2 separate regions of the Mus musculus genome follow, and region 2 is linked to region 1. The links are chromatin loops, found by intact Hi-C in ENCODE. Cell type or tissue: heart. All regions are shown on one strand. Each heading gives the region's core, and the rest is flanking DNA. Links, peaks and the distances in the headings are about the cores only.

Region 1 (4,388 bases), core at 245-4,244:
CATGGCAGGAACTTGAAGGGGCTGGTTGTACTGCATCGACAGGCAGGAAGCAGGAAGCGAAGGAATGCTGGTATTCACTCTCATCCTCTTCCATAGTCCAGGACTCAAGCCTAGGGAGTAGTGCCATCCACTTTTGGGGTACATCTTCCCACCTCTAGTAACTTAATTCCTCACAGGTATGTATGCCAGGGGCTAACTTAATCTGAATAATTCTTCACTGGTGACCCTGATCCTACAGATTTCACAACCAACACTAACTGCTCAGGTAGTTCCCATAAGACATAGAATTTGTGCAGTATCATACTCTCCTGGTAATTTTGGTGACACCTCATTGGACAAATAGTACTGATTTTATGTGTCAATCCATTGAAACTCGTGCCTTTAATATACGTCAAATTCCACTTCTGACCTTCTACACAACCTTTTCTTCTTTCTCCAGCCTACGCTGTAGGGTCCTGAGTAAAGTATCTCATTCTCCAGTGTCCCTTCTTCTCACTTTTAAATGACATCACAGAACTACATAATCTATCCTTTCTAACCCCGAAAATTTCATTATGAAATTCTCCATAACGAAAAACCTTAAAAAACCAGGAAGATGAGACCTAATTATATGGCCCCAAATCATTTAGCAGTGATCTGAATATCACGGAAAACACACACACACACACACACACACACACACACACACGCACGCACGCACACACACACACACACACACACACACGTAATGTCTGTGCTCTGAACTGTTTGAGTGTGGGCCTGTCCTGGTATTTAAAAAAAAAAAAAAGAGGCCAGAGGCTGGTAAGATGGTTCAATAGTTAAGGGCACTTATCTCCAAGCCTGAGACCTGAGTTTAATATCCAGAATCCCCATGGTTGGAAGGAGAAAAGTCTTTCACAGTTTGTCTTCTGAACTTCACACACTAAATATAATTTGTCTTGTTGTATTTTTAAATGGTGTGTGCATTTCCTATGGGAGATACGTGCACATGAGTGTGCCCATGCATGTCCCTACGGGAAATAAGGTGCATGCCACAGCCTCCTACCAGGTGCTGAGAAGCAAACTCACATCTTCTGCAATGTCCTTTACACCATCTCTCCTGCTCTACCCAAGCCCATCTTCTAACCCAAATTAAAAAATAAAATAAGAAGACGCCAAGGCTGGGGGTGTGGCTACTTTGGTAGAGGGTTTGCCTAACTTGAAGGAAGCCCTGGGTTTGATCCCCAGCACTGCACAAAACTCCAGTTTGGTAGTCGAAGTCTGTTATCCCATCACGCTCTGAAAGTGGAGGCAAGAGGATCAGAAATTTAGAATCATCCTCAGTTACACAGCGAGTTAGATGACAGCCTGACTCCCTACCCCCGCCCCCCCCCCCACACACCCCAAAAAGAGGCCAGAGAACAACTGCAAAATCTGTTCACTCTTATCTCCTCCCACACAGAGAGAGCAATCTGCAGAACCGCAAGAAGATAAAAGCCTATCGTCCCACCCGGAGATGCGCCATGAGCACGGGGGAGGGCAGCCTCGAGCACCGGGGAGGGCAGCCTCCAGCCGGAACCTCCCGGTGCTGCTGCGCTGGCCGGAGGGGCCCGAAGCCCCGGGATCGGACGGAAGCGTGGTCGCCACACTTCCGGTGTCCTGTCCCGGACTGTCTACATGTCCGGCGCCTGCCACACTTCCTGTTGATCCCGGCAGCGGGGGGCCGGGCTGAGGGGCGGGCCGCGGAGAGTGGGCAGGCGCGGGCTCCGAGCTAAGTCTCAAGTCCCCGAGCGCCGAGTGTCCCCTCCTCGCATCCCGCGCTCCCTCGCCGCCGCGCCATGCCCGCCGTGGACAAGCTCCTGCTGGAGGAGGCGCTGCAGGACAGCCCCCAGGTACCCCCGGGAAGGCTGGGAGGGAGCCGCGGTGCCCCACCGGCGCTCGGGGAGGTCGGGCAGTCGTTGTCCCACAGTAGTAGCTCCCTAGCAGGGTAACAAGGTTTTCAAGCAGTGTCTCGTGCAGAAGAAGGCGACAGCACTATCCACACAGACGCTGCTGGTACTAACGAGTCCACGAGACCTAATGAATGCAGGGGCCGGAATAGGAAGCACAGAAAACCTGGATCCATCGCCAAGTCGACCCAGGGAAGAGAAAATTCCAACATTTGCCCCATTTGTGCCACAGGGTGGTGGTGATGGGGCTTCATTAATATAGTGGAGATGTGAATCAAGCCCTTTGAGCTTGAGATAGTGCATAGTGACAGTAGTTCAGAAGTCACAGGACTTTCCCCAGGGATCTTCTATTCCCTTTCCTGGTATGGCATCCCTAGCTTATTTAAATAAATACCTTCATCCTCTAGTATCTCCGGTCCTGAAAAAACTAGAAAGGCTCAAGCTGTTCTTCACAGTCTCTCCTCTTCTTTCGGGTTTCTTCCTTGGCTCCCAAAGTAACTTGTACCTCCCAGATGGAAGTTTGATGAGTTTACCTACATTTCCCCCATCTCTCCCTTGCAGAATAAATCAAAAGGGCTATCGGTGTGTGCCTGTCTTAGGCTCAGTTCTGAATGATTGTCCCCATGTAGAGGAGCAAGGATATGTAAGCAAGCTGTGATAATTAGTATTCCCATTACTTGGGATTTTGTTTTTTGTTGTGTTTTGTTTTGATACAAGGTCTTACTATGTAGCCATAACTGGACTGAAAACTTGCCCTGTAGACCACGCTAGCCTTGAACTTACATCTTGGGTGCTGGGATTACAGATGTGTTGTTATGCTCAGCCTGTTTTGTTTGTTTGTTTGTTTGTTTTGTTTTTTAACTGATTCAACTTTTTAAACAGACTGGCATGTATTGTGCTAATTCTTCGCAGGCTTCCTTATACAGCTCTGGATGTCAGGTGTTTGCTTTGGACCCCAGCCTTTGTTGGAAAGCATTTCAGCCTTCCTCCCCTGTCGTTAGGATCTGAACATAAGCGTGTGGAAATCATAACCACCGTGGTTGTGAATAGGGCTTTCCATTTGCTTTGTACTTGGTGACACGGAAGGTCAAAGACAGACCGTTTCCCTAACCAGTCGTGATGGTGGCAGAGCCAGGCACACAGACATCGCACAGTCTGGAGTTTTGAGGCCTCTAATGGGTGCGCACCATTTCTGAATGGCATAAATGAGTCTGAGACCTGGGCTGCAGTTCTGCTTCTAATTGTCCGGTGTTCTCATCTGCAGAAACTCCACAGAAAACAAGGAACATGGGGCAGATGGTCTTGAAATCGGCGGAATAGTCTAAAATTATATCTCGTCTGTATGGTTTACAATTTTGAGCTTGTGTGTGTGGGGGGGGGGGCGGAAGATGTTTAGAGTCATTGTTACTCCTACCTGACATTCTTTTTAATTTTAAAAAATATTTTTGTCCACAGTAAAGGTTTATTCTTAGACAGTTGGCGTCCCTGCAAAGTGGTAAAGCCCTTACTTAATTCAGACAATTGTCTTGTTGCCTTTCTCGTAAGGAATATTTTTAAGTACTTTTTATTCTTCAATAATTTCCTATACTTATACAGCGTATTAATATCAGATCACCTCCCCATCTTCTCTTTCCAGACACCCCAAAACATGTTCCCCACCCATTTTCCTGTCCTCTTCCCCCCTCAATAACACACAATCTAATTAGTGCTCTCTTCCTATGCATGGGTGTGGGGCCATCCAGTGGAGCCAGGGCAACCTCCCAACAGCCACACCCCCAAAGCAAACTGGCCATCCCTTCCCAGGAGCCACCAACAGCCTGTAGCTTCTCACTAAGGGTAGGGCTCTGGGGCCTCCATCCCAGGCTGCAATGCTGACTGGCATTACCTCATTTACGTGACCGAATTGCTGTGAGTCCACGAGTGGAAGTCACTGGTCCAGTAACAGTATTTCACAATACTCTGCCTCATTCTCTCATCTCCTCTTCTGTGACATTTCCTGACTCTGATACAGATGTGTGCGGATGTGGGCGTGCGGATGTGGAGGTCAGAGGACAGTTTGTGGAAGTCAATTCTCTTAATTACACCATGCAGGTTCCAGGGATTGATTTCAGGTCCTCAGACCTGGGTGACAAGTGCTTTTACAAGCCACAGAGCCACCTGTAGGAAAGTTGTCATTGCTGTTGAGACGAGTCCTCACCCATCAGTGTGACTGCTTCGGGGCTGGGGTGGGTGGGGTGGTAGAAGATAGCTTTAGGAGCCCCTCAGAGCCCGCAGAGCATGGCGGATACTGTTCTTTACACAGCACATGCTGGGCTGCAACTTTCCTCCCTGGAGATCCAGGGGCGTAGAACTGGATACAATGGAAACCATTTCTAGTATTTTATGTGAAAGAATTAGACACAGAAGCAAAGGTCAAGAATTCAGGATTGTCTAACCTGGGCTATGCTGTCATCTCCAGAC
Region 2 (4,388 bases), core at 117-4,116, 77 kb before region 1:
CACAGCCAGCAACAGTTATCAAAGCCTGAGCTTCCAGTCCAAGGTCACTCTCCTTCATCTCCATTTGCCTTTTTAATTACATTCTTTTTCTTCAGTATGGCTACTGAAAAGTATGAAATATTGAAAGCAGGATTCCTGGGACATTTTAAAAACTACACTCAGTTCATACCTAGAGGTCCAGGACAGCCTCATCCATTCACGGGATCTCCCAGGCTCGGGACAGGTCTGCAGCCCGGCCCTTACTGACTGTGATAGCAAAGCCACGGTTTGCAGCTGGAGCAACCATCCCTGTGTTGGGGTATCCCTCTCTGCTCTTCCACGTCTCATCTTGATGTGTTCCCTTTCAGAAACCGAAATTCCTACCACCAGCTGACAGACAGAAAATAACAATGACCAAATGCCGAAGGCAGCCAGCTGGACACACAGGCTGGGGACTGTTTGAGAAGAACTTCTCAAAGCCAAGGGCAGAGCCTGGTTAGCGATGATGTCGCCAACACGCCCCCTCACAGCGTCCTCTCCTTCCGGTCTACGGGATGTACCACTCCCTGCCCTGCTCTCTCTGAACATAAAGTAATTTTTAGCAAAGAGCAAGCCAGAGAACAGCGTGCTCTAGCATGCCTGTCCTTCACAAACAAAAGCAGATCATTAAGGACGGGCACTCGGAGGGATCCTTTCCGATGGAGCTGCACTTCCCTTTACCCAGGGAGAGAGCTACTCAAAAGGGGAAAAGTCAACCTAATGCTTGCAAAGAGAATCTTTTTTTTTTCTTGATCCCAAGAAATAGGATTTTTATTTTCCCCTTAAGAGACAGTCTGACTATTCTGGAACTCCCCATATAGACCAGGCTGGCCATGAACTTGGGAGTGAGCCTCCTACCCTGTCCCTGACTGTAGGATTACCAAGATTAGCAGCAGAAAGATTGGAGGATTTGAGGTTTGTTTGTTTGTTTTTGTTTGTTTGTGGCAGATAGTTGTTTTGTTGTTGTTGTTGTTATTTTATTTGTTTACTTGATTTTGAGATGGCTTGAACTCACTATGAAGTGAGGGACTAGTGTGGATGGCCTTGAACTTCTGACCCTCCTGACTGGAGTGTTGAGATTTGGTCTGTTGCTATGTATAATAATGCTAAATTCCTGTATCCCAAGGCCTAGTTGCCTCAGGAAGAGTGAATTCTCACAGGTAACAGCTTTTGTTGTGTAAACCTTGCTCCTTAACTTATTGGTTGAATAAAGATGGCTACAGCTTGTAGTTGGGCAGAAGGGAGGTAGGTGGGGCTTTGGTTCCTGGGCTTGGGGTCAAAGTCAGAGACTGTGGTGAGGAGAGGGGAGGAAGAAGAAAGAAGGTACCAATGGCCGTGGGGTAGGTAGATAGTGAGCACATGGCCATGAGGGCGGCCTGCTGGGGTAGGACCGGCCCAGGAGGAACTTAGCGACAGGGAAGCAGACAAACCAGCATAGAGGACTGATATCTGCCCAGCTCTAGTGCTTTAAGGCTTATTATAAATACAAAGGTTTTGTGTCTTTCATTTTGGAAGCAGATGATTTAATGTGGGGTAGAAACCCTTTTAAAATATTTACCAAGACATTATAGACCGGCACTACCATGCCCACTTTATTGGGTTTGGAAGATAGAGTCTATAGGGTTTGTGTGTGTTAGGCAGGTACCACCTAAAGCTACATCTCCAGCCTAAAATCCAATGTCTCCACTCCTTGGCCACCCCACCACTGAAATGTAATTTGTACATTAACGTTTCTGTTATCATCGTTCCAATTTTCACTTAACAACAATACTTCTCCCTCTAGCCCCAAATCTGACAAGCAGTCTGTTAATAAAATGTCGCTGTGCAGGGCTGAACTAACAGCTCAGCAGTTAGGAGCATTTGCTGCTCTTGCTGATCACCCAAGTCTGGTTCCCAGCACCTACACAGTGGCTCACAATGGCTTGGAACCCAAGTTCCGGAGGATATGCTGCCCTCTTGTGGTCTTCTCGGGCACCTACATGCACATAGCGTACAGCTGCACATTCATAGGAATAAAAATAGATTCTTAAAGAATGTAAATGCGCCAAACTTTCTTCATTTCTAAATCTTTTCTGGGTCCTCCTTTCAGTTTTTGTTTTTGTTTTTTAACATTCTCAACTCTTTTTTTTTTCTTTCAGCCAAGCACGCGTGCGATAGGTTACACTGAGCCTCAGAACGGACATTTGACGCTTTGACACTTTTCCTGATTTCCTTGTTGCAATGAAACGGGGCCACACCCCAGCTTAAATCCCGCCCCTGCTCTCATTTGCATAGGATACTAACTAAGCTGAGTCACTGCTATAGGAATCTAAAAGATTTGCTTCCCAGTGGCTGTCTGCAGATACCAAAGACAGACCTAAATTCAAAACAACGAAGGTCACCTGGAATGGATATACTTTCCCTGGGCCTAGACTCCCAGATGTTTTAGTTAGATCCCTTGAGACACACTTAATCCAAAAGTATCACATTGACTGTGCCCCACACCCCAAAAAAAAGATAGACCAAATCTGGCCAATATTTGAATAGATTTCCACAATGGTTCCCATCCTGTAAATGTTTAAACAAGTTCAGCCAGGCTTGGTACTGCAGGCCTTTTGTCCTAGGTCATAAAGAGACGGATCTAGGAGAGTAGCAAGTTTAAGGCCAGCCAGAGCAGCACAGTGAGATCAGGGCATGCCTGGACAACTTAGTGAGACCCTATCTCAAAGTAAAGAACGATACCAGGAATACAGCCCGATGGTCAAAGGTCTGCGCAGCACGTGCAATGATCAGACCCTGAGTTCAAACCTGAGTGCTTCAATCAATCACAAAAATAACTGCCAAGCCTTAAGGACTTGGCTATGGGAGGTGACATCCCTAAGGTTTCAAAACTCAATAGCTGGACACCCACATCCGCTCCGCAAACACTGCAGTATTTGACTACCGTTTGCGCTTGCTGGTTAGAGTGGGCTGTGATACCTGACTGGACTCAGCTAGAGAAGGTAGGGAACCCTATCCAAAAAGACGCTAAAATACGTCAGCAGAGAACACCACCCCAAACAAATCCCAACATCAGCTAGTTTTATCAGAGGGTCTGAATCTTACAGTAAGTTACTTGATACAAAGCCTGGCTTAGCCAGGAAAATCTAGAAGCCCTGCCCTGCCAATCAACGAAATGAAGTCGTGCACAGACAAGTTTGGATGTATTTTTAAGTGAAAATTTATCAAAAAGAGAGGCCAGTCCAGAGCTCCATCAAGCTAATCTGTGCGTCTAGGTACCGCAGCTCCTCTATGAAAATCTTAGCGGGCAGCAGGGTGGGTCTTAAGTACGCAGACCCAAACGGATGCGTTTTTAGAGCCCTGCAGGCTGCTGTCCCCAACCCACTGGCACTCGGCCCCACCCCCAAAAAAGTCCCGATTTGCTCAGCAACACTTTCCCAGGCGCAGGGACTGGGAGCCAAGGGGTCCGGGTGAGGCCTGGATGCAAGCCAATAGAAAGGGGATGTGAGGGACCAGAAACACGTCTGGGAAATTCTGCTCCCCAGAAGGATGCAGAGACAGGCTGCAGGACCCAGGCGACTGTCCTCCCCGCTGAATCCGGGCGTGACCGCCCCCGCACAGGGGCACCGGCTTCCTCTCGGTCTTTCCAGAAGCAGGCGAGCTCCAGGCTCGAAATTGAGGATGGGCCGAAGGAACTGCGCCCCCACCCCCACCCCCGCCGCCGCCGCCGCCCCCTCTCCCGAGGGACCTACGCCCCGCAGCTCTGCTTACCTCGGCCCGCGGCCGCGCTGGTGGCCGTGGAGTTCCCGCAACCCATCGCGCCACCCGCAGGGAAGCCGCGCTCTGGACCTCAGGTCCCAGTGGAGGAGACCCAGAAGGAGGCGGCGCGCGGGACTAGGGACAGCCCTAGCCCCGCCCCGCGCGGGGACCCCCACGAACCCACCCGTCACCGCGGCAACCACGGCACCGACCAATGCGCAGCCTTCTGCGCGTTCCTGGGCCAAGCATTGGTGGCGGTTGAAAGTGGGCGGGAGTTTAAAGTAGGGTTTGGGGGTCATGGCAGAAGGCGTGGTCCGCAGCAGGTCTCACCCGCTCGCTCTCCCTCTTGTTCACCTTCGCTCTCTTTCTTCGTGGCCCCTCCCTGTCCCCAGGATGTGGAGAGGAGAGGAAGTGACAGGGAACACCTGCTCTGAGTATCCTGGGTGTACGTCTGATAAGGCTAAGGTCGACAGACTAATTGATATTCAGATCTGAAGAGGAAACCAAAACCTCTCCTGCTTTCGAAGAAAGCTGAGACAGCTCCATCCTTCCTCACTTAGAAAAACCAGCTCTGCCCCAGGTCGGTCAGACCTGGTGCTCCTCCTTACAATCAATGTCTCCCAGATCTGTAA

The links. A loop is a pair of places that touch in the nucleus more often than their neighbours do. Peaks named below come from ENCODE experiments on the same cell type or tissue, not always from the same donor. Only the 100,000 strongest peaks of a DNase experiment are listed, where the experiment ranks them.
Region 2: a loop joins it to region 1, with 4 times the contacts of the local background. A loop is called at or near these places in 11 of 42 quality-filtered maps.

What each region holds. Positions count from the first base shown.
Region 1 is chr10:83,646,011-83,650,398 of GRCm38, reverse strand. It overlaps Appl2 (adaptor protein, phosphotyrosine interaction, PH domain and leucine zipper containing 2), which reads left to right and starts at 1,735. Exons shown (of 21, transcript NM_145220.2): 1 at 1,735-1,871. The coding sequence starts at 1,818. In heart, for the core only: CTCF peaks have their summits at 1,587 and 1,850; DNase peaks (open chromatin) are centred at 1,668 and 3,808; H3K4me3 peaks cover 2,166 bases; H3K27ac peaks cover 2,623 bases.
Region 2 is chr10:83,722,415-83,726,802 of GRCm38, reverse strand. 1500009L16Rik (RIKEN cDNA 1500009L16 gene) reads right to left here and starts at 3,938. Exons shown (of 6, transcript NM_001145198.1): 1 at 3,769-3,938. The coding sequence starts at 3,814. In heart, for the core only: a CTCF peak has its summit at 1,994 (motif pointing left); DNase peaks (open chromatin) are centred at 402 and 3,972; H3K4me3 peaks cover 1,214 bases; H3K27ac peaks cover 778 bases.